2 separate regions of the Mus musculus genome follow, and region 1 is linked to region 2. The links are chromatin loops, found by intact Hi-C in ENCODE. Cell type or tissue: left cerebral cortex. All regions are shown on one strand. Links, peaks and the distances in the headings refer to the core of each region. The heading gives the core; the rest is flanking DNA.

What was found. A loop is a pair of places that touch in the nucleus more often than their neighbours do. Peaks named below come from ENCODE experiments on the same cell type or tissue, not always from the same donor. Only the 100,000 strongest peaks of a DNase experiment are listed, where the experiment ranks them.
Region 1: a loop joins it to region 2, with 4 times the contacts of the local background. A loop is called at or near these places in 20 of 42 quality-filtered maps.

The regions. Positions count from the first base shown.
Region 1 is chr6:52,205,543-52,214,730 of GRCm38, reverse strand. Hoxa3 (homeobox A3) reads left to right here and starts at 1,664. Exons shown (of 5, transcript NM_010452.3): 1 at 1,664-1,691. It overlaps Hoxaas3 (Hoxa cluster antisense RNA 3), which reads right to left. Exons shown (of 3, transcript NR_015611.2): 2 at 2,244-2,345; 3 at 1,134-1,698. It overlaps Hoxa6 (homeobox A6), which reads left to right and starts at 6,059. Exons shown (of 2, transcript NM_010454.3): 1 at 6,059-6,545; 2 at 8,107-9,188. The coding sequence starts at 6,107. The coding sequence ends at 8,366. It overlaps Mira (mistral long non-coding RNA), which reads left to right. Exons shown (of 1, transcript NR_045199.1): 1 at 1-240. In left cerebral cortex, for the core only: a CTCF peak has its summit at 3,008; a DNase peak (open chromatin) is centred at 2,974.
Region 2 is chr6:52,004,405-52,013,592 of GRCm38, reverse strand. Skap2 (src family associated phosphoprotein 2) reads left to right here and starts at 1,044. Exons shown (of 13, transcript NM_018773.2): 1 at 1,044-1,258. The coding sequence starts at 1,192. In left cerebral cortex, for the core only: CTCF peaks have their summits at 4,323 (motif pointing left) and 4,606 (motif pointing left); no DNase peak of the experiment used is centred there.

The DNA of each region.
Region 1 (9,188 bases), core at 2,028-4,527, 200 kb before region 2:
TTTGTAAAGGAATGTCTTGACTTTGGAAGGATGTTTTAATGGGGTGACTTTGTAGCATGGTGTGTTGTATTGAACTAATTCTGTAGTGGGTGGGGGAAGTCCAGCACCCACCGGGGCCATCATCTCCCTTGTCTCCTCATGTCCCGTCCCACCCCCCAGCCTGGGGTTCAGAGAAGGCACGCTTCCCAGCCCAGCTACCTGTGTTTTATGTAACAATAAAGATGCTTGGTGACAAAGAAACACGGACTGCTTTATCCAGAGGGTCTTGTGCAAGGGGAAGTGGCCATAGCTGAAGGACCAGCCCTGGCTGTAGGCCAAAGAGACACGGGAAACAAATGCAGAGCCACTGTCCCTGAGTCCAAATTTTAGCTATTCATGGACAAATGTATCATGTCTCTTTTCACATGTTTTTATGTGTACTTAAGCACATTTCTATTTCTCTGTGTGCTTGCTTATAGTTATAATTGTATGCATTCCCACACACATGCGTGTGCATCAACATTTCTCATGTCTATAATTGTGTGTGTGGGTTTCTGTGTTTTTCTGTGACTATAATTGTATATATGCCTTCCTCTTTGTAGATGGTTTTTGTCTGGCTATTGTATGTGCACCAATATCTATTTAGATCCATTGAAAAAAGACTATTTGTTAATGCTACATATTCTATCTACGGCCTCTCAAACTTTCATAAATTCCATGAACGAATTCCAAATTCAACTTTCCTCTAAAGGTGTAGACTGAGCTCTAAAAGGGTATTACCTACCCTCCAATTGATCCCGGATTCCACATGCGTCCTGAGTACAGTCCAGGGGTAGGAAAGACATGGAATTCAGGGTCCCTGCTGCAGTACCCCCACTTAGCCTTCAGAAAGGGTGAGGATGCCCCAGGGTCCAACACTGCAGCTGAGGGATTCTTGGACGACATGGGCCTCAAACCCTGCGGCGCAACCAAGTCCAAGTCCTGTTGCTGAGGAAGGACTGTGGCTGGGGAAGGGGCTAGCGGTGAGAGACCAGGGGCGAGAGGCGGTGGAAGTAGCTTAGAGCATCCTGAGCTGGGCCCGCGAAGGTCTCCATTCTTATCCCCTGACTAGGCTGGGCCAGTTTCTTAGGACTTTTTTTTTTTTTTTTTTTTTTAAATAAAATCGGACCTAAAAGGGTCTGAAAAACCTGCAGCCCCAAATCGGGACAGACTCGGTGGTAAGATGGCGTCTGTGTAAGAGCCGCCTCCTCTTAGTGATGGGGAAAGGGTCATAAATCCGTTGTTGTTTATGAAAATTTACAACTTTGCAATACAACTTTATGAGTTGTTCGGCCCTTCCATTGGCCGCTGTCGGTCATGTGGATAGGAACCGTGAACATGAACTTTTTTATAATTTCCCTTGCGAGAATAGAGCCGCATTCTTTTGCTCCGCTCCATCCTGCGTGCTTCGGAGCTCTGCCTTGCCAGCCTGCCTGGGCTGCGCTTTGTCCGGCGATGGCGAGCGAGGGGAAGCCGCTGCCAGGCCCAGGCCAGCCGTTGTCGCTGGAGGTGGAGCGCGTCCAGTTCCTGGAGCAGCCGCCGCTGCTTTGCAACTTGCAACCTGGCTAATTTCCTGCGTCCTCTGGCACCAGGAAGGAGGACAATTCGTCTCTTGGGCTGCCGAAGCGACAGCTGTCAGAGAGGCAGAAGCTTCTGGGAGCCGCGGTCTGAAGGTGAGACCTGTGGGAAGGAGACAGGGCAAAGGTGGGTGAGGTACTACAGTGGTAAGAGAGGGCACCAGGAACGACTTTGAAAAGGGGCCTTTTTCACGCTCTTTCAGTACTGTCCTTTCATTTTCAGCCCCAATATACACCACAGTCCAAACACGTCACTCATTCTCACCCACTACCGCCACCACCTACAATCACTCCTTTTCCCTCCTCCCTCAAGGCGGATCAGCCTTCCCTCTGTGGCACAGCGCCTTGGCACGGCGCAGCACCGCTTGGGTCTTCGCCCCCTCCCCCCTCCATTCCCCAGTGACCCTCGGGAAGCCCCAAAGGAAGTCATTTGGCATTCTACTGTTCCCTACTGGCCTCTGGGGTTTGGGATTATTTCATTCGTGACCCAATTGATTCAACTGACTTCCCCAATAGCCAGAGGTAGTTCCCAACCTGGGAACGAGGACGGAGAGGCGAGCAAAGTAGCACGGGCGTTTTGTTAGCTTCGGCACACTGTTTTTTCCTGTGGGGGCTAGGAAAGGAAGCAAACACAGAAACAAAACTTACTAATTCAGAGTTCTCCGATGGTTGCCTGCTTCGTTTGCCCGGTTTTCTGGTTAGAGTGATTTCTCGAGCCCTGGAAGAGGGGCTAGATGCGTGTGTGGAATTCTGTGTTGGAGGAGAGAACCGAGTTAATTGGGTGCTAAGGTGAGGGGGTGATGTTTCCGTGCAGGGGCTGCTGTGTTGACGCAGGTGGAAGGAGCACATCTGAGGTTTCTGAGGGAAGGTTGCAAAATGGTGTCTGGGCAATAGCAGGGTCGCAGTCCCAAGCCACCTAAGTACAGTGGCAGGTTGGTGTCCACGGTCCTCCACCTCCCCGGCTTCCAGCGAGAGGACTACAGCTAGCAGCGAGACAGCACTAAGAGCTGCGGGCCTAGCAATGGCTTTGCATGGCACGGTGGCACCAGTCATGGTGGGTGGGCCTGAAAGCGGGTCTGACCAGGTTAGATTTGCCCCCGGGAGACAGAGCTACCCAAGCATCAGTCGCGAGTTCCCTGGCTATGGTTCTTTTTTGTTTATTTGGTTTTTGGTTGTTGTTGCTGCTGCTGTTTTCCTATCTCAAGATAGTATGTCGGCCTAGGCCAGACAATTAAGAAGGACGTGTAGATGCTTGGAATGTTTGCCGCCGGACAGCTCTGTGGATGCGCCCCGGGCAGGGGCAGATAAAGCGCCGCATTTGCCTCCTAGGGCCGCTGGCTGCCTGACTGCGGCTGCCGCAGGCGGATTATTTATTGCGACCGAACAGGGAGCTCGCTGCTGCCACGCTGTGGCCGTCGCCGGGACCGGCGCCAGCAGCGTCCCGCCTCTTTGAGCCTGGCGCGACTGCTGTACGGGCCCCTCAGAATCCCCAGAAGCAGGGGAAGGGGGGCACAAAAGGGGACCTGAGGGGCAGTCTCCAAGGGTTTATTTGGCTGTGAAATCTTCTTGCTTCGGCTACCCATGACAGAAAGCTCAGCCGCTGGAATAGATTCGGGTCCTTCCCTCTCCCCTAACCCAGCACCATGGAGACTGTTTGTACAGGCCGCCTGGCTGGTCATGGCTGCTTCTGTCCAAACTGCGCGTCCCAAAGGCGTCCTGAGGGCTCACGCCAGTTGGGGAACGCTTTGGCTTTGGGATTCTGACATCGGAGAGACCATTTGTAGTTCCGAGGCCTGCTGACCTGACTGGCCCTGAGGATTGGCTATGGCATGGAAGGCAGCTCCAGGAGAGGGCTGGTAACTGACAGAGGCCCACACCTGTGTGCTTTGGGTTCTGGCCTAGAGATTTGACTGGATGGAGGTGGACCTTCTGGGTCTTCCCACACACCTGCAAGCCAGGCTCCAGGCTGGCAGAAGTGGAGGGGCTCAATGGGCAGCCAGGGAAAGGGCAAAACTGTGTGACCCTACTGCCATCTTACCCTCTTTGAAGAGAAGATAAAAGGTAAGTTTTCTGTGTGGCTGTGAGCTAGCAGAGTCCTGCGGTGATTATTCTCATCATCTCAGGATGAGGCTCTATTGAAGGTGTGGAGTTCCTGGTCTCCACTCTGTCAGGACGCGCTCTCTCTCCATATATATATTATACATATGTTTATATACATGTATATGGAAGAATAGATAGATTGACTGCTAACTTAAATGCACACTAGCCTGGGCTTACATGTTAAGATTTCAACTTAATATTTTTTCCACCTTAATGTTTACAGAAGCTAGAAATACATTTTCTGGCTTCTAGGTGAGAAAACAAATTCTTTTATTGGCTGAGACAATTAAGTCTAAAATTCAGATCAAACCATAGCAATAATGGTGGCAAGCTGTCATCAGCTCCAACTCTGTGTGAGACAGAGCTGCGTCAAAGAGAACTGATAGATGTGAACAATTAGCACCTGGGAAATGGCTACTTTCATTTCCAACAGTATTGCTGGAAATAATTGTTATCTGATTGTTTGTTGTTTAAGAACCAATAACTCAAACTTATTTTCTTCAAACAGCCTTTTAAGAAAAAAAAAATCCACCTTTCTTTTCTTCCTGAGTTATTCATTTCCCACATATTGCATCCTCTCTGTGAGAAACGTAAAATTTTATTCTCTCCTGAACAGCTCATTTATATACAAAGGAAAAAAAAACTTTCTTGGGTTGGAGAGATAAAGACGTTAAACACAAGGCCTGTGGTACAGCCTTCCTTTGGTGTGCCTTCACGGGCTCTCTGGAGGCCGATCTTAGGCAAGTCCTTTTTCAATTTTCCTCTTTTGAGGGGAGAAAGGGGGGGGATCGAAAAGCAAGGAAGAGATTAAAGAACTCTGCAATAGATTCCTACGGGACCACTGCCAAGTGTCACCTCCCCCAAGCCCGATCCCCATCAGTTCACAAGGGTCAGGGTTTTACAGATCTTACACACAACCTCCTGAGCCCCAGCTAGATCTCTTAGACACCCACAGAATTGGTTTTTTTTAAGCTAATTCTAGCCCAAACAGTCATAAAAGTGACTTCAAACCGATATCGCGTTTTTCTTTAACAAAATGACCCTGATCCACGTACAGGCAAGCCCGAAACAGGCTTTCCACATCCTGTCTGAGTATCCCCAGGCCTGGGCCGATGGTCAAGGTAATTCAGGATCCTGGAGCAAGTGACAGGGTGACAGATCTGGTTTTAGAGATACTGTAGCAGCAGGAGTAGTTTAGGGTGGGAAGGTAGGGGACAAGTGGGTATGCTTGCGACACGACCGTGCCCATCTCCGTGTGACCTTGAAACCAAGTCCATTAATGATCCTTTGAGTGAAGCTCTGGGCTCCAGAAGCTGCACTCCGTGCCCTGCTCAACCAAGGTCCCCGTGTCTCTCCTGCTTCTGGAATGAGACTGGGAGATACTGTATCCGGTTGTTTTTCCGTAGCTGCACTAAGCAGGTCCAGTAACTTAGGGAGTCCTGGGATGCTTGAAGCTGGGTGAGAGGAGTCATGCCCCACGGATGGCTTTCTGCTCCGGTCTCACAAACACCCTTCTGTAGATCATTTCTTGTGGAAAACCATGAGTTTTAGCCTTTCCTTTCTCTAAGTTCAAAGACAGGATGCAGTGCACAGCCGGTGTAGGTATTTGCTTTAAGCCCACACAGGCACGGACCATTGCAGAAGAACCACACATGGAGGGCGGTACTGAGAAGAAGGGGCTGTAGGAAGGCCCTGGCTTTGGTGTGGGCCTGGTCAGTGAGGATTGATCTTTCAGCTTTAGGGCAGTAAGGCCCAACCTGTAATAAGAATGGGAGGGAATAAGGCGCCCAGGGAACCCCTAAAGCATACAGTTCAAAAGCAGAGCGTGAAGGCCTGGCTTCTCAGAGCCCCTTTTCCCATTCAAGAACCCACACCCATGATTAAGGGAGCACAAGGGGAGGTGTGACCCAGGGTCTGACTGGGACAGGAGGCTCTAAGCAAAACCATCCGTGTCACCACCCCCTGGCTCGGGCTTGTCAGGTTTCCTGTTTGGGGAGGAAACCCAGCAAAACCCATGAAGGCAAAAAAGGAAAGAGCAGGCCTGCTCATTGACCTGGGCACTAGTGCAGAGATTTGCACATCTCTGCCCGGGTCGTGCCCGCCGCTGGCGTTTGGGGATGTGTGGGGGAGAGCGGGGCGGGCAGGCTGTGTGTGCCCATTAATCTGCCGGGCGGGCGGCGGGCGGGCGGGCTGGGGGCTGTTTGTAACTTTGCTGCCTCGGTCGCCGCGGTCCCCGGGGAGCGGGCTCCGGCGCTCTTTCCCATTGGCCGCCGCTGCGTCAGCTGGTGCGATTTGCTGCTGTCGCTTTTGGCGTTCGGCCATCCAGAAACAAACCAGTTCGATGACTACTAATAGTTATAGCCAGATGTACTAATACACAACAAATCACAGTCCTGCAGAGGGGCGCGCAAATGAGTTCCTATTTTGTGAATCCCACTTTCCCTGGGAGCCTGCCCAGCGGCCAGGACTCCTTCTTGGGCCAGCTGCCCCTCTACCCGGCCGGCTATGACGCGCTGAGGCCCTTCCCGGCCTCTTACGGGGCGTCGAGTCTTCCGGACAAGACATACACCTCACCTTGTTTTTACCAACAGTCCAACTCGGTCTTGGCCTGCAACCGGGCATCCTACGAGTACGGGGCCTCATGTTTCTATTCTGATAAAGACCTCAGTGGCGCCTCACCCTCGGGCAATAACAAGCAGAGGGGCCCCGGGGACTACCTGCACTTTTCTCCCGAGCAGCAGTACAAACCTGACGGCAGCGTGCAGGGCAAAGCCCTCCATGAGGAAGGCACCGACCGGAAGTACACAAGCCCTGTTTACCCCTGGATGCAGCGGATGAATTCCTGTGCGGGTAAGGCTTTTCCCTGCTTCCCCACTCCAGAGAGTGTAGGGAGAATGAAAAGCTGGCAGGGAGACAAGGAAGGAAGGAAGGAAGGAAGGAAGGAAGGAAGGAAGGAAGGAAGGAAGGAAGGAAGGAAGGAAGGAAGGAAGGAGAGATTAGGAAGGGAGGAGAGAATAGGAAGAAAGAAGGAAAGAATGAACAAAATTTCCTTCTCTCTCTGTTGTTTTTTTTAATTTGAGAGAGAGAGAGAGAGAGAGAGAGAGAGAGAGAGAGAGAGAGAGAGAGAAACCCAAACATTCCCATGGGACAATCAGGCCCAGCCAGAGGAAAGGCAGGGCCATGAGATCCCTGTAAGGTGACACTTTAGGGGAGGGTGAAGGATTCACTGCCAAGCCTTATGAACCCTGTAACTTAAGGGACAACAAGAGAGAGAGAGAGAGAGAGAGAGAGAGAGAGAGAGAGAAACTGGTTGAGATGAGAAAGCCTGCCCAGTTGCACCCTGGTACCACCCCCTCAGGTTTCCAAGCAGAGAGGGCCTCCAGAAGGTAGCATAGGCAAACTCCTCCAGGTTCCTACCCCAATCCTCTCTCTTCTGCCCTTTGGAAGTCCAGAAGCCCAGGCAGACAGATGCAGAGGCCCTCATTTCCACATTTGACCTCTTTCTGTGTCTCCACCAAAGCTTTGGAGGGCCACCTTCTCAGAATATTCATATTCTCTCTCTCTCTTTCTCCCTCCCTCCTCCCTGCCTCCCTCTTTTATCTTCTACTTAACTTTCAACTCTTAGTCAACTTCTGTCTTCTCCTGAGACCCTGCCTGAACCTCACACCTGGCTTGGGGAGTGAGTTGTCTCACCCTTGGGTACCTCTGGCACCCAGACAGCCCAACACAGTCCTCACTGCCAGTCCATCACCACCTCACTCACAGCACCCTCTCTTTGGCCCAGGTTTTCAACGATCTCACACAGAGACTCCCCTTACCCTTTGGAGCAGGGACAGAGCCTAAGGGGAAGTTTGCAACTTACAGTCGCTTTAGAGCTTAAACTCTCCCCAGTGGAGTGTTTTCAGGTGGATCACATAACTTGCTAACAATATGCAAAGATTTGAGAAGACTGGCCATATTTAACTTTCCAAAAGTACATTGAGATCTGAGGAGCCTGGATAGCGTCTTTCACAGACACAATGTAAGCATTCAATTTCCATACTGCTCCCAGAATCCCCACTGCACCCACAGACAAATAATTGCTACACTCCCTCGAAACAGTGACTTTGGCCCCTCAAATTAAGAATGGCCATGCTATTTCTTCAAGTCTAATGGTTCTCTTACAAACCACATTTGTCAAAATCAATAACTTCCCACTCAAATCGTTTTTAGGTGAAAAACATCTTGCTTGGTTATGAAATAATTCTTGCCATCCAGCCGGCTTTTTTCTTTCTTTCTTTCTTTCTCTCGGTTGTGATGTGAGAAGCTGGAGTGAAGCAGAGTAATTTCCAGTTTAGAGACTAATGGCTGGGAGGCACACGGGGCTGGGTAGGTTTTGCCTCGCTTATTCGCACCTCATTTCTGCCCACAGGTGCCGTGTATGGGAGTCACGGGCGCAGAGGCCGCCAGACCTACACGCGCTACCAGACACTGGAGCTTGAGAAGGAATTCCACTTCAACCGCTACCTGACTCGGCGGCGCCGCATCGAGATCGCTAACGCGCTTTGCCTCACCGAGCGCCAGATCAAGATCTGGTTCCAGAATCGGCGCATGAAGTGGAAAAAGGAAAATAAACTCATCAACTCCACGCAGGCCAGCGGGGAAGACTCTGAGGCCAAAGCGGGCGAGTAGACTCCAGTGCAGGGACCAGGCCAGCGTTGTAACCTCTATTGGCTTTGCCCCCTGGTGCCCTTGTCTGCTCCCCAAGTTTTATTCCAGCCTGCTTCTCCCGCAGCTTAGGGAAAAGCGTCCAAACCTTTGCAAGCGGCTACGCATTTACTTATTACAGAAAACAAACAAACAAAACCCCACACACCCAACGTCAGCTGTGGGACAGACGCACTGTACACACAAACACACAGGTTTTCTCCCCAAGGCTGCCCAAGCCAGCTTGCGAGGCCCGCGATGCACCCAGAATTGGCCCTGCTGCTGTGTTAGCGCCTCTGCGCTCTGTGAGCCACAGACGCGGGGTTGTGGGGGAAGAAGGAGCCCCAGGCAGTGCCCTGTTTGGTGCCTGGGCTTTTCCGCCTTGGTCCCTCGCCATCAAATTCTAAAGGGCATCGCCAAATCGGCTCTGGCTACTGAAAAGAAAGGGTCTACGAGCTGGGCCCCAGCCCTGTCCCGGCCTCTCAGGATGCCCCTAATCAAGAAGCCTGAGGAACAAAGAGGAACACCCCCCTTCCCCGACAGAACCAAATCTCTCTATCGGCGCGTAACCGTCAGTGGGAGAGTAGCAGCCTCAGCCGAGGCAAGCCAACCTGGGTTTACAGCTTGGGAGCGACTAGGCTCCCGCAGGCTCCCAGCTCCCGATTTCCACTCTCAGCCTCATACAGCTCGGACGCAATCCACCTCGCAGCTTTCAGGACCCAAAGAGGGGGCCCAAGACCATGAGAGCCGCAAGAGTCCTGGCTTCCAAACGTGCCAGGGACGCCTGAGATGCCAGGCCTCTAGTAG
Region 2 (9,188 bases), core at 3,158-5,657:
GTATCATTAGCCACCTTTCCAAGCATATTTTTAACTAAATACACACTTTACATTCAAAATGTTTTCCCTTGTCAGTTCCTCTCTGAAGACTCGTATCATCCTCTTTTGTATTTAAGTAGCTCTGGTAGCGTCATCTACATGACAAATATGTCTACACAGTAGGTTTTAATGGATTGTAAAGGTTGATGGCACTTGAATGTAATTATCATTTCTACACACACACACACACACACACACCACCCATTTTAAAGACTAAAGGACCCAGAACTTTTTGGATTTTAAGTGTAAACGTGTAATATTGAAAGACTCAACCTTTGCTGACTAGATTGAAGTAAATTTTATATTTTCCCTGTTCTAACCACTATTTGCAATTAAAAAATACTTAGAGCGGGCAACGGTACAGGTGGCTTTCTGGCACATTTCAGGTGCCTGACCCTAAAAGGATATTATCTAGAACTAATTCCGTCAGAGCGAGAGAAATCAACCACACCAAGAATAAGTAGGAAAGTAATGTCAGCGCCAATCAGAACGCTCCGCCGTTTTAGGACTAAGACTCTCAGGAAGGATTGGCGGAAAATGGGACTCCGTTACCTTCATCTAGTGGGACAAAGAAAGCCATGCTAGTTGGGGGGTAATGGTAGAAACTTCTTGGTGGGTTACCAGACGGGGGTTTAAACCTTGGTGGAAAAGACCAGTATTTAGATGACCCCTTAAAGGGAAAGTGCGTAAGCCTTGCGGAGGCTTTATTTTCCGGAATCCTGGAGAAAGAGAGGTGTGGCTGACATACCAGTAACGAAAATGGCGCGGACGAGCTTCAAGGGCCGGTCAGGTGACACAGCTCCAATTCGCTCCCTTCCTTCGGAGGCCTCGCCTCCTGCTCGCTTCCGCGTATGGGCGTGGCCTTCCCGGCTGTGTGTGGGCGTGGTCTACCCGGAGGCGCTTTCTTCGGACAGTCAGAAAGCAAGGTCTACGCAAGCGCAGTCAGGTTTTAAGGCCGGTCTCCCCGCCCCTTCACCCATAGCCCCGCCCAATTCTCCCGGGCGGGGAGGGGGCAGGGCCCGGCGTCCAGCGACCGCTGGCTGGAGAGCTAGTGACTTCCTTGTTGGCAGTCTCGGACGGGCCGTGTCCGGAGTCGTAGCCTCTCGGTGCTTACTCGGACCGCTATTGCGAGTCTAGGTCCAAGCCATTATCATGCCCAACCCCAGCTGTACCTCTTCTCCCGGCCCTCTCCCTGAGGAAATTAGGAACCTGTTGGCAGGTAAAGAGCGGGAAGGGGGCGGTGACGCTAGGGGCGGGGGCGCGGGGACGGCGAGCCGACAGGGACAGAAGCGCTTAGCCCTCACCCTATGCGGACGGTGGGGGGCGGGCCGTATAGGGGGACTGGGATGTCGGGACTAGAAGGGAGTGGGCGTGTATGCTGAAATGTGCTGATCCTCCCTGGACAGCCGGACAGTTATGCGTTTCATGAAGACCGGAATGTGAGGGCGGGAGATGGACAGCAAATGTTGATGAATGCATGTTTGAGAACTGCGAAAGCAGAAGTCCAAGCACTAGGTCCTGCCTGGGTGGCCTGGCCAGTAAGGATGCAGGTGCATCTGCAGGGCCGCAGGTGTTGGGAGTTAGGAGGCCAAAAGGCACTATTTCCAACCCCACCCCCATTTTCTTGAACAGTCAGGCCAAACATGTTTATAGTTTTGAAGGGTGCCCGATTTTCAAATAGCCACTATTTCTAAAGCCTCAGTAACTATTAAAAGTGAAAAAGGAAGGCTGTGTTAAAACTCCTACTTCCTGTATCATGTGATCAAGGAACTTCATCTTTGCAACCTCATCTTCCCCTTTTTGGTTTTACATTCCCATTTATAGGAACTTACTTGTAGGAGTTGAAATGCGGTTCCTCAGTTCCTCAGTTAGGTCAGTAATGTCTGGAGGTGTGTAGTTCCACTAAGCATCAAGAAAAGCTCGATAGTTCTGCACAAAATAAAAAATACATCTTTTTAGAGTATCACAAGTCTCACCTATCCTGATGGTCTTAGATACCACCATATACTTTGTCTTGTAGATGCTAACATCTGGAAATGGAATAATTTTAGTTTGGTTGTCTCTAAAACATTCCTTTCAATATAGATCATGGATTAAAAAGTTTCGCTTAGATGCCTGTGCTGTTAACTGTGTGTTTTAATCGTTAAAAACAATGTCCTCTAAAAGGTACATTTGAACTAGTAAGTTACAGTTGCAACAGTATGAGACCAAGCATCATAGAATACCTTGTTAAGCTGTTGGGTTGTTTGCATTATGTGTGGATGGAGACTTGTGTTTGTATGAACATGATGCAGGGTGAGGGTGTGCTATGTCACTCTGAGAAATGCTTCTCATCATTCATGGATAGCACTAAGAGAAATGATGAAAGAACTGTCGATGCTGATTTAAGGAAATGTTTTAGTTTCTTATATGAGAGCTTAGAGGAGTACCAGTTTGGTCTCATTACAGTTAACATTTTATGGGGTGGCGGGAGGGGCAATGCAGGAATTGCATGTTTAGAAAAATATCTTAATAATTAGATCAGAAAAATGTTTTGTTCCAGAAATGTCATCGTTTTTAGGTTGTCCATATTTGTAATTAAAAAAAATAACAACCCGGTTTTGCTTCTAAAGCTTGGACCCACAGTCACTCTTCCAACATCCTATGTTGTATGACTACAACAGCCGTCACCCACTGACCCTCACAGATTACAGACTGTTTTCGCTCTCTCCTGTATCCTGTAAAGAGAGCAGGATTATACATTTACCTGCTAATCCTAACTTCCTGTGTAGTTCTGCCATCTTTTAAATTAGAGGTTGGACTAGCATAATGTTTGAAATTAGTTTTTTCTAAAATACATGAGGGATTAGAAACAAATATCAAAATAATAACTTTGCAGATTACAAGTTAGCTTTACATTTTATTCTTAGGAGATGTTTTTAGCTCGTGGGTGTGATCTATGGTAAAGGAATAGAGGAAAGTGAGCTAGTCTTCATGGCTTAAAACAACGTTAAACAAGCTTTCAAAGAAAGTTGTTAAGATTTTTTGTGTAATTAACATCCTTAGAGGCTCTCAGTAGTCACTTGTCCCTTGAATCTTCTGGGGAGGCAGGATGACGGCAAGTCCATCACTCAGGTGTTCTTGGGAGAAAGTGCATGGTACAATTTAGAAGTATAAAGTTATAACAAAGTGATTGCATTGACTTGGATTTTAGAGGTATTGCTGTCATAGCTCTATGGTATATAGATATAAAGATAGTGCGTTCTTTTTTAAATTGAAGAAGAGATATGGATCCTGGTAGCTGTAAGCAGTCAAGGCTCTTAAAATGCATGGCACAGTGTGAATTAGTTAGAAACCAACCTTTACAGGAGTTTCAAGTCCTTTGCTTTTACAAGAAAGAAAATAATCTCACTTTATGTTTCCTATGCTCGTCATGTAAATCATCAGATGCCACACAAGTGTTTGCTGAGATAGGTGCTCAAATTTATGGTTTTTTGTAATCATGATTTTTCTTTGTCATTGTTTGGCTTTTTGATTACAGTAGCTTTTCACTACCATTTCAATATTTGTCCTCTTTTCATGCCTTTCCTTTAAAAAAGTAACTGAATGGAAATGCAAAAATAAAGTTACTACTCCCAACTCTTAGTTAGTAATATCCTTGAAAGAATGACAGTATAATAGTTTGAACAGTTATATTTTTTATGGAATCAATGTACTAAAAATTAAATGCCTTTATTTTTTTAAAAAATAAATGTTAAATTATTCCTTTTTAGTACAGTTTATATAAAATTTTGTTGAATCAACCTTTGACACCCCCCACTCTCAAACAATGAAAGAACAGGTTTATCCTGGATAATTCAAACCAAAGGATAGCCCCAAGCCTTGGCCATTTAATCTTACCTTATACCCAAATATTTTGACTAGAACTAATAGCAAGCATGGCCTTGATTTATGTGGGCGCTCCTCTGGCAGGCAGAAGGTGAACAGCCCTGGGAGTGCTGCCTGCTGCCTGCAGCGCTTGCTGGTCTAATCACCCTGGAAGGACGGGGCTGCTAGGAGTTCGCAATCAGATATTTGCACTCATTTTCATCCATTCATATCATATCAACAGATTTTAAGCGGGAAGTGTTACCTTTTTAATAAATTAGAAAATGAAACCACTGTTAGAAGAAAATAACCGTTGGGGCACTGAAAAATTAAAACCAAATTGAACAAGCCATAAGAAAGTGACTATATGGTTTTAGCAAGGTGACCTTGAGATTTGTTCAGATGGCAGTTTTGGTTAGAAATATTGCCTTTTCCCCCTACTGGGGATTTCCAGGACATTTTTTTTTTTTTCCTTTCACCTCCTTCACACAGTGTAATAGATCACACTGTTTGGGGCATTTGATAAAGAATGCAATTCAGTTGAAACCAAGGTAGGGTTTTTCAATGCCAAGTGCACTATGGCTTGTTTCTCACCTTTCCAATTCCTGTTTATAATTTGGTCACCACTTTAGCTTTATTTTCCTTGTAAGAATTATTTATGGTATATCTGGTGTTCATAGCTTCCTCCTGGAGCCCTGGCTGAGTATGCAAAGGGAAGAGTGCCACCTACTGAGTCACCAGTAGCCACCTTCTTCTAAGTACCTGGATTATCACAGAGCCAGGACAAGCCTCCCTATTTTGGCAGCAGCAACTAATGAGGATCAAGTCGATAAGAGAACATTGGGTCTGGAAGTGAGATCAACCTACGGCACCTCTAAGAGCCTTCCTTCTACAAATACGGATATGCATTTGCAAATCAAGGGTCCAGATGTTATAGAGATTTTGTCTGGGTCAAATAGTATCTGTAAATGAAGAAGTAGCATTAGGAAAATTACTTATCTATTTACTTAAGGGTAAAACACCTTCTTTTCTTGTTGGGGGCTATGTTAGCATGGCTTTCCAGTGAAAGTATTTTTCCTTGGATTACTAAGTAAGGCTCTTGAAAGTATGTGCATTTTAAATTGTTAATGTAATCTTAATCAGCATTAGTTTCTTTCAAAACATCTAACTGTACTAAAAAATGAACTTTCCGACTATGTTTATCTCTGCTGATTCTCGCCTTGAAGTGCTTGTAGAGAGAAGGTAAGGACACAAGAGGAGGGAAAGGCTCTGGTGGTTTGAAACACAGTTCAGTTGTTGCCCATAAATTGAATATTAAGTGTCATATATGGGTGATAAAAGTGGCACAGGCTAGGTTTTATATCCTCATTATTTATTTAGTTTGTCCTTTTCAATTAAAGCCAAGTCTATCTTTTTCATCCTACTGAGCTTACGTTTCTCTTCCAATCACACTCTGAACACATTACATTAGGTGCTACCCAGTGGTGGGTGGGAATAGTGTAAATCTCAGACGCTGTGTTACTCACTGTGGTTTCTTTGAAGTGTGTGGTGAAAAGATTTTGATTAGATAAACCTAAAGAGGGTGAAAGATGGCCAGGCTTCTCTTTCAACAGCCCAGCCTTTTATCATAATAAACCATTTAGCTTGTATCGCCAGTTTTGAGAATTTTGTAGCAGACTGGATTATAAAACTCAGATTTGCTTCACCCCTTGCACTCGGTGATCTGTGCTTCTTCATGTCTCTTGTCATGTTTAAAAGTCCACAGTTCAGCAGTAACATGCGAAAGTGCAAGGTAATTCAGGGGAAGGCATTGGCTAGAACAATCAATAAATTTTCAATTAGCCAGTTTCCAACTTTGGGTGTTTTGCTCCATTGATCTGCATGTGCCCGGCTGAATTGATTTTTATATTTTCCTCAGTAGCTGTTTGGTCAGACCATTCATTCCCTGTTTTAACAGAAAGTGTGATTCTGTTCTGATGGCAGCTGAAAGTGTAGGCTTTAAGTTAACACATTAAGTTGGGGTGACTGACAGCTCATTGAACAAAGTAAAATCTGGTTCCCACCATAAAGTAGGGAGACATGTGGGGTTAAATAGTAAAGCCATCTGGGGGACCAGGGTTGGTCTTTACAGTTATTTTATTGATGTGAGACTCAGCAAACGGTGGCTCCCCCCAGCCAGTTCTTGCTTTCTCCTTTAGGCAGATTCAGGTCAGCACAGAGGTGTGTGTGTGTGTTAGGTAGAGAGAAGAGGGAGGTTGCCTTGTTCTCACCTCCAGGCTGCAGGTCTTCTAGGCTGTTCCAGAGTAGGGGTTTGTGAGGACAGGTGCTGAATTCTGACTGCCTCGTGGAGGAGTTTATCATTGGAAGACTTTTGTTCCTGTACCTTTTTACTGTTGGATTACCATGGAAGATGGTTTTAAAAAAAAGTGTGTGTGAGTGTGTGTGTGTGTGAGTGTGTGTGTGTGTGAGTGTGATACTTGTCCTCACTCAGTCTAAAGGAAGGCAGGGTGGCAGTTTTTCTAGGGGTTCACGTGTATAAAGAAAAAGAAAACAGAAAGGAGACTCAGTGGGCAGGGTGTTTAAGTGCTCACTTCTCAGGGGTCAGTTGTCTGCTGAGTGATTCTCTGATGTAGCTGCACAAGGATTGCTGGGCTCTCAGAACACGTCATCTTTTCATTGTGTTTTCAGACCTTAACATTTATGGACAAAGCAGTTGTAAATCTGATCTGTCAGCTGCCTTGCCCCAGACTTTTACAGCTGTTCCCACTGGATGGCTTACTCTTGACAAAGTTAAGGTGTAACAGGAGCAAAAACTTACCACCCCGTTTACTGTGACCGAGATAACTTTTTCCTGTGGCTACCTTGCAGTTGATGCCCATGGGAGTGGAGGTGATGCTTCCGTTAGATGCAGGCTGTGTGACCTGCGGCCTTTGATGGTGCCCCATCGGTCTTTTGCGTTGGTGGCACCCTCTTTTCCAGGCCTTATTGGCATAAGCCCAGTAGCCGCCTCCCACCCCTCAATCCCGCTCTTTCGTGGCTGGCGCCCGTGGGTAAAATAAAACCTCTCTTTCGGAGAAAAAGGGAGTCTCAGTCCCTGGGCTTAGGGGCCAGCCTGCGCAGGCTGACCTTTTCCTGTAGTCAAATTACCAGTTCCCCGGAATTACAGAAAGGAGTCAGGGAAATCTACATATGAACAGGAGGACACGACCTCTAAAGGAAGGTAAAAAAGGGCCATGGCGGCTTGCTAGCTCACCGCGGCAGGCTATTTCACCATTTGCAGGGCTATTTAGAGCACAATAAAAAGCTTCAAATCTCTTTTCCAACCAGCCAGAGGAGCGCTTGATTTACCCAAGAGTTTTATTGCTGCCTTTTGAAATATTACTCTGGCTTTGAGGTACAAAGCCACAGATCCAGCCCCATTTGTCTAGCGTGGCTGTCCCAAACTCAGCTGCTCTGTGCCCAGCTCTCTGTTCCCAGCTACGTGGACAAGAGCCGGAGGTTTAAGGCAGGCTGGATTTGGGCTGGTTTCTGGGGGGCAAGGCTGGGGCACCCCAGGACAGCCTGGTCCGTGATCCCTGTTCCAGGGCTGGCAAAAGCGCCAGGGAGAAAAGTCGGCAAGCTGCGCAGTACCGCTATTGCTGCCAGCGCAGGCTGGCGTACTTCATCCGTTAGATCTGACTCACTGTATATTTTAAGACTTCAAAAGCTTAAATACCAACCAAGTCTATTGGCAACCAACAATCCAGATTATTGCAGCTTTTCCCAGCTAAAATTCTCGTTAAACACCACCCCCAGCAAAGCAGTTTGTTCCCTGTATCCTTCTGGAGAATTATCGAGAAAGCCAATGTTTGGAAAACTCGTCCTAACAGTAAAGCATTTTCTAGGAAAAAGCTTGGGAATAAATATATTAAACGTGTCGCTTTAAAAGTATAGACCTTTTCCATACCTAGGCCTCCCCTTGAGAAATTCGGGTTTTTCCTGCACTTTTTCAAAAAAACGTTTTCTCAAAATAGAGGGATGGGGTCCCATTTTCCAGACACATTGGGTAGGCTTTTAGGAAACAGCAAGTTGAACATGCAGCGTCTTTGTGGTGGTTTTCTGAGTTTTTATAAAACTGAAATGACCTTTTAAAGAAATAACTCGTGGGCAGTAATTTGTTCTGTTATTGCTTACGGAGATAGAAAATAGATCCTGTTTGTTTAAACTGGGATTGCATAATGAAAATGTAAAATAGGCAATTAAATACTCGTGGAAGAGGGAATTAAAGACAAACATTGAATGAAAATAACATTAAGCCGACTGTTCACCAGTCTATGTGTCTGTGAGTCTTGCAAGTATAGGGTGGGTTGGGGAGGGCTCGCTGCAGTAGCCTGCTACTTCTTGTCCACTTTTAAAAAGTTACTGTATGGATGGATACTAGGGAAGCCAATGATCTCTTTCAGCTACAGTCGGCTTGTCCAGAGGTGGCCTGCTCCTACTCCTGTGGGTAGAAGCTGCTGCTTCAAGTTTTACTCTTTTGAACCCACATGAGAATTTGTCCCAGGTCTGCTGACCTCTGCCTCTGCCTCTGCCTCTTTCCTCCATATTTTAGGGGCCACAGAAGGAAAGAGGAGCCAGGACATTTTGCTTTCATTTCGTTTGATACTTACTTTTAACATATACTTGCTGTTAAGAGATTGTTTCATGTTTTAATCTTATTTTTTCCTTGTATTATTGGCTTAGCAAAAAAATATGCGTTTATTGTGAGTCTGTAACAGCTTCATCCATGTTCCTCATTGGAGCAAAATACTTTCTATAATCAGGAATTTAAAATTGATTAGATTCTAGGTTATATAGTAGGTTTTAAATGGTTAAATATGAATACAATTGAGATTATTGCACTTTTTAGTACTTATGTGTAATATTACATTTTGATCTTTTTATCACTGTAAGTTAGGAGACAAAGTCGTTAGGGAAAAAGAAAGTAAGTCACACATCTTTCTGGTGTGGGCTGTGGGTGATTTGTCTAACATTTTAATGTAATTCTCTAAGAGATATTTTAAAGTGAGCCATGAAATTCTGAAAATAAAATATGTGTCAGTAAGCTATCCAATATTTTATGAACAATAATAATGGATGTCTAGGAGTCAAAGCAGCAAAGACTTCGTGGAACTTTATAGGAGAGGAGTCAGCCAACACAATATTTAGGAGTTTACTGAAATTTCAGAAGAGGCTGTGGGAAATGTTATACAAAGCTATATTTGGACTCTGTATTTTTTCATAGTAGAAGAACCCATTTTTCTCACTTCTCTATTCAACTATGG